Regions from separate parts of the Homo sapiens genome. Here region 2 is linked to region 1. A link is an interaction called in ENCODE POLR2A ChIA-PET data of the cell type or tissue named here. Cell type or tissue: PC-3. All regions are shown on one strand. Each heading gives the region's core, and the rest is flanking DNA. Links, peaks and the distances in the headings are about the cores only. Region 1 holds the start of USP3 (ubiquitin specific peptidase 3). Region 2 has its middle 33 kb from the start of TPM1.

Region 1 (2,804 bases), core at 206-2,705:
GCACTCACCGCTGCAGCACCAGGACGACGGGGAGCCGTTGGGGAACTTGGCTGAGTCCGGAGCAATGCAGACGCTGGAGCTCAGGTGTGGACACTCCATGGCCACGAGGAGGGCAGCTGGGAGGACTGCGGCTCCAGGACCCGGCGAGGTGGGGGCGGAGGAACTCCGGAGGCTCCGTCTGGTGTCGCTTCTAGCCGGGCGCTCGGCCGACGGCGGCTGCGTCTCGAGCCCTTGCGTCAAAGAAAGCACGGGCTTCCGGACGCCGGGTTTTCTCGCCCGCCGTCTCCCGGCGCCCCGCTCCGTAGAACGTGTAACTCCGAGATCCGGGTTCTGCAGCCACCCCTAGACTGGAGGCTTCCGCCTTTCCAGGCCGGCCCCTCCCCGCCCCGCCCCCGGGTCCGCCCCCGCCCAGCCCGCGGGGTGGGGTCCCGGCGAGCTCCAGCTGGTGGCGCAGAGTCCGGCTGTGTTCCGAAGTGACTTTCCTAGTCACGCCGCTTCCCCGGCCCCGGGAAGGGTGGGGCGCCGAGCAGGGCACCCCGGGCCGTCCGCGGCGTTTCCTGCGGTGGGCGGAGGATACTGAACCTATGTGGTGCGGACTACTCGGTGGCTTCGTGGTAAAAATCCGGCCGCTCCGCAAAGTGTAAAGAAGAACTTTAAAACCTCTCGGGCAGACAGGCACCGTGGCCCTCATTTTATACACGAAGAAACAAGCTGGGGAGGCCAAGGGCCTGGCCCCGGGGGAGGCGGGCAGCGGGTTTCATGGGTGCCAGGGCAGTCCCGCCCGACTTAGCGTTAGGCTCCTTGCGGCAGGTGCGATCCGTAGCCCTTTCTAGGTTCTGAACACGTGGCGTTAGCCAGCCACCTAGATGCTGCGTGGGTGGGCCCGCAGGGGCGCCCATGAACCCACGTTCAAATCCTGTCACTGTGACTCACCATCTGCGTTACCTCCAGCACATCGTAGGACTTTCAAGCCAGGAAGTTCAAGTGAGATAAACGTAGCCTGGGATTGCTGGGCAAGCTAAACTCCCCATTACCAGGCGATAAGAAGGGAAGGGATCTAGCATTTGTTAGATACCTAAGGTCTCCCAGCCAGGCACTTCCCATACCGCATTTAAGCCTCGCAACACCCTACCAGCTGTTACCATCCCCTTTTTACCGCAGGGGGAAACCGAGTCTGTAACTTGTTGATCTGTATGGAGATTGGATCCCTGACCCTCTGACCTCTTTTTAGTGAGGGATTAGAGAAGAGGGCAAGCCTCAAGGGGCCGCTTGGGCCGGCATACCCTGGATCGAGCCTGCGATCTCACTGGGGCACTTGAGGACGTCCGGGGCTATTACAAATATTGCTTCCAAGTTGGGGCTCCTTGTAAAACCCGGCGAAGGAGCCTCGGGGCCAGAAGGCGAGCAGGAGGAGGGGGAAGACTGATGTGGCAATCCTGCGGCCAGAGCGAGAGGAGGAAGGAAGGTCAGGAAATGATTAACCGGGCCGGGCAGTGGTTAGAGCCGGGCACCTCCCCGCAATGCAGTCCTAGAGCAGCCAGGGACGCCCCGTCAATCACTTCTTACTCCTCCCTACCTCCCACGCCACAAGTCGGCCTCTTCCGCATAGACCTCTGCCTAATGGTATCCACCCACCGGGGGCACCTCTGCTCATCCTTTCCCCAGAAGTATTTCTGGGTCCTCAAAGATCTGTCCTTTTCCAAGTGGTATTTGCTGTTAGAGCAAGCCTCGGCCTGGGATTTTTATGGCAGTGATGCGTTGTGGAAAGTGCGTCTGCCTAGGAAGGCAGGCCGGCATGCTTTCAAATCTTAGCTCTGCTGCCTACTTGACGGCCAGGCTTAGCAAGCGTCTCTAGCCGTTCCAAGCCTTTTCTAGATCTGTAAAACTGGAAGAAGAATACTTGTCTCGCAAGGAACATGTGAGAATTCATGAAAATTGCCACCACATACTAGGTGGCCAATAAATTATAACTTTGTATTTGTTTTTACTGACACTAGATGAGAGCTGCTTCCCTGGGAAGCGGGAGGAGGAGAAACAATAATATCTGCCCTTGGCTCAAGTTCTTCCACCCATCTCTCCATGTCAACCTATTTGTCTTTAAGGCCTTGCTCCACCAACCTTCTGTTTCCTCCGGACACCCACCCCCACTTAGCATCCATAACCCCTTGTTCGGCCCTGGAGCATGACCTCACTCAGGCCATGCTTCATACTGGTATGTAATATTTCTTCACCCTCTCAGAGACTCCGTTTCCTAATCCCCTAGACTTCAGTTTAAACATCACTTCCTGAGGGAGTCTTTCCCGACCCTTTCCCACCCGCAGGGTACCTCCCAGTGTGTGATGTCCTTGTCTGCCCCAACACCGGCTTTTAAAAACACTTAAAACAAAAAACAAAACAAAAAAAAAAACAGTGTCTCCTATATTGCCCAGGCTGGTCTCGAAATCCTGGGCTCAAGAGATCCTCCCGCCTAGGCCTCCCAAAGTGCTAGGATTACGGGCATGAGTCACCGCGCCCGGCCTAAAAACACTCTTCATGCGTGTAATTATTTGTTTAATGTCTCTCTTCCTCTTGTTTGTCCATAAGGTAGCAAACAAGTCTGTCTGGTTTTCTGCTTTATTTCTAACATGCAATGTAGAACATGGAGGATGTCTGATAAGTAAGTGAATACATGACATGAACGGGTGAGTGTGCGGTATGTTAGCCATGTCTACCATGGGCAAGAGCCTAGCAGGTGGCCCAATATTTGCCAATATTTGACCCCTAGAGATGATCTCTAAATTTCCTTTCAGTTCTAGCTTTATGAT
Region 2 (2,804 bases), core at 208-2,707, 490 kb after region 1:
TTACTTCCTAATTATTTTGCTACACTTTACTATTATCTATTGTGTCTATAATGGTGGAATACACTGCTGCACATCACTACCCAACTCCAGGCCCGTTGAAGTCAGCCATTGTGGGAGTATTTACACTTGGAAATTGGCAAACACTACAAATCAGTGCTGTCCTCCCCACACCCAGGTCAATAAACCTTCACCAGCACTTCACTGGAGAAAGCCTACGTTTCCTCAATTTGCTCTGCACTCCTCCACCTTCCTCAGTTGGCCATGTCATTTTGCAGGGTAGCATTTGGTTTTTTGCCTCCTCTGCCTGGGGCCTGTTGACGCTAATAGTCCTGAATGGCAGCTGCCTTAATTAATCAAGGAAGGACAAGTCACTATCTTAGGGGATGAGAGAGTTGATGATCCTTTTGGAAATGAGAGGTATACTTCGGCTACTTGGTGAGCACAGGCTTTAGCCCTGCTTGGTGGGGTGGGGTAGGGAAGGCTTACCTAAAGAAGTGGCGCTTGAACTAAAGTAGATTTCACATTCCTGGAGAATGTGGGGCTTGTGCGATGGGGTAGGTGAAGTCATAGGATAAACCTGTGTTTATCATAGCCACCATAGGATAAATCTGGTGCCTCTCTTGAGAGCATTGGTTTGTTAAGATGGTAAGTAGTTAAAAACATTATTAAAAAAAATAAAACAAACATGACAGTATTATGTAAAGGAGTACAAACTTTGGATGAATTTTAAAATTAAAACAAGAGACTGCAAAGACATTTTTCCCACATGACAGACTCCTCACGCTATGGCCCCAAACCCCACGGGCACCTATTCGCTCTCCTCCAACATTCAAAGTCCTCTGGTGGAAAATTTTGAAGATCCCTGAGCTAAAGGTTTTTGAGATAGCAATAGCAACTAATTGAACAGAGAGTGGGGAGGAAGTAGCTAGGGCATTCCAGAAAGTGGAATTCAGTAGGAAAGAGCAAGGGCTTGGATTAGATTCCTCGGGTTTGAATTTCTGCTCTGCCACGTCTTGGCTGTGTGACCTTGAGTAGGTTACATAACTGTTCTGTGCTTGTTTCCTACAGATGTCAGCTGGGAATAGTAATAGTACCCATGTAACAGGTTGTTCCAAAGATGAAATTAGCAGCATGTGTAGCGCTTGAAACAATGTTAGGGCTTTTTGCTCTTTCCAGTTCTCCTAAGTAGAGGGACTAGCAATAGCAAAGACCTGGGCCTGGGCAGGCATGCTCAAGAAACAGACAGCTCTTCCACATGGTCGGGCATGGTGTGTGTGTGGAGAGAGGTGGTAGAGGCCGGGGAGCTTTCCAGCCTCATCTGCAAGGAGACCAACTGTGTAGCACACTCACCTGCCCCTGGCGACTCAGTTCCCCTGGCAGGGTCTTCCTGTGCAATGGGGGTGGGCTGGGGGCTTGCTCATCTCCAAAATCCCTTCTGGTACCCATAGCCTGCATTTTATTTCATCTTTTCTCCATCTCTTCTCTCTGAACACTTACACAGGATTTTCAGATCCCCATAGTTTAGAGACTAAATGCGGTTTTGTGTGGCTCACCAGTTACCCCGCGAATTTGTCTTTCCATTTCCAAACAACTAAATTATATACAAGTTATTTGATTTTTTAAAGGGGGGCGAAAGGGCATCAACACTTTTAGCTAAGGTGAATAGCTAATCCAGTTTTATAAAGTTATTTTTAAAAATAAATCTTGCCAATTTCATAGCAAGTTTATGGCATGATGCAAGTTTATCCTGCAGACTTTATGGTCTATGGAATCAGAGAGATTTGGTTGAAATCCTGGCCCACTGATTGCCACAACTGGGCAACCTGTTTCTTCTTTTAACTCAGTTTCCTCATCTCTAAAATGGGCTGGTGATAATTGTACCTACTTTATAGGATTATCGAGACAATTAAATGACACAAACCAGATCCAATCATGAGAGGATGGGATAACTGTCGTTTGCCCCTCTGACCTTGTAGTGGGGGACAGGGGTGAGTCCAGCACCTTCTCTTCTGGGCACTGTTCGCAGGCTGCGTCCCTTGACCCCATCTCAGCTCCTGTCACACTGCCCTCTCCACATACCTGTCTTTGTCTCCCACCTTTTATCCTTCAGCCCAGGAGGTAATGGCTGGCACTATCCACCCTGGGCTACCGCATGCGCCTATGGGGTTTCCCCACACTACCCACACCTTTGTAAATAGTTCCTTTATTCAACTCTCCTCAAATTACCTGATATGACTATTCAACTTGCTCCCTGACTGATATATACTTAGTATACTATATATACTTAGATACATACTATTACTATATGTACTTAGATATATACTATTACTAAGTATATGTCAGTCAGGGAGCAAGTTAAACACTCAGGTAATTTGAGGAGAGTTGAATAAAGGAACTGATATACACTAAGTATATCAGTTAGGGATATATGAGCATGTGATACATCAAACTGGTATACTGAGCATCTACTATGGGCCAAGTATTATACTAAGTATATAAGGGCCTGACTGATATACTTAGCATAATACTCGGCCCATAGTACATGCTCAATAAATGGAACTATTATTAATATGTAGAAGAGAAAACTCCATGCCTTTTTAAAGGAATGTCTGGGCATATTTATTGAACAACATTCATTGACTCAACAGATATTGAGTTCAAAGTCCCATTGAGTCAATATCAAAATCGTATGTTATTTATTAGGTTTTTTCCCATTTATTATGCAGCACCTTCATGTGGCATGAGCAACATGGAGATGAACCTCTTGCTATTGGTTTCAGCGGGGGAGGGAGCTCACTGGGGTT

Evidence for each region. ChIA-PET counts read pairs that join two places held together with the same protein. Peaks named below come from ENCODE experiments on the same cell type or tissue, not always from the same donor. Only the 100,000 strongest peaks of a DNase experiment are listed, where the experiment ranks them.
Region 2: POLR2A ChIA-PET joins it to region 1 with 13 read pairs; 3 of 35 experiments call an interaction of 5 or more read pairs at or near these places.

What each region holds. Positions count from the first base shown.
Region 1 is chr15:63,502,035-63,504,838 of GRCh38, reverse strand. USP3 (ubiquitin specific peptidase 3) reads right to left here and starts at 246. Exons shown (of 15, transcript NM_006537.4): 1 at 9-246. The coding sequence starts at 99. RefSeq lists a silencer at 315-654 and enhancers at 380-1,172, 1,645-1,694, 1,173-1,966. In PC-3, for the core only: no CTCF peak of the experiment used is centred there; DNase peaks (open chromatin) are centred at 348, 938, 1,458 and 2,548; H3K4me3 peaks cover 1,650 bases; H3K27ac peaks cover 2,387 bases.
Region 2 is chr15:63,007,914-63,010,717 of GRCh38, reverse strand. No RefSeq gene overlaps it. Among named protein-coding and RNA genes, the nearest start is that of TPM1, 33 kb to the left of the region's middle. In PC-3, for the core only: no CTCF peak of the experiment used is centred there; no DNase peak of the experiment used is centred there.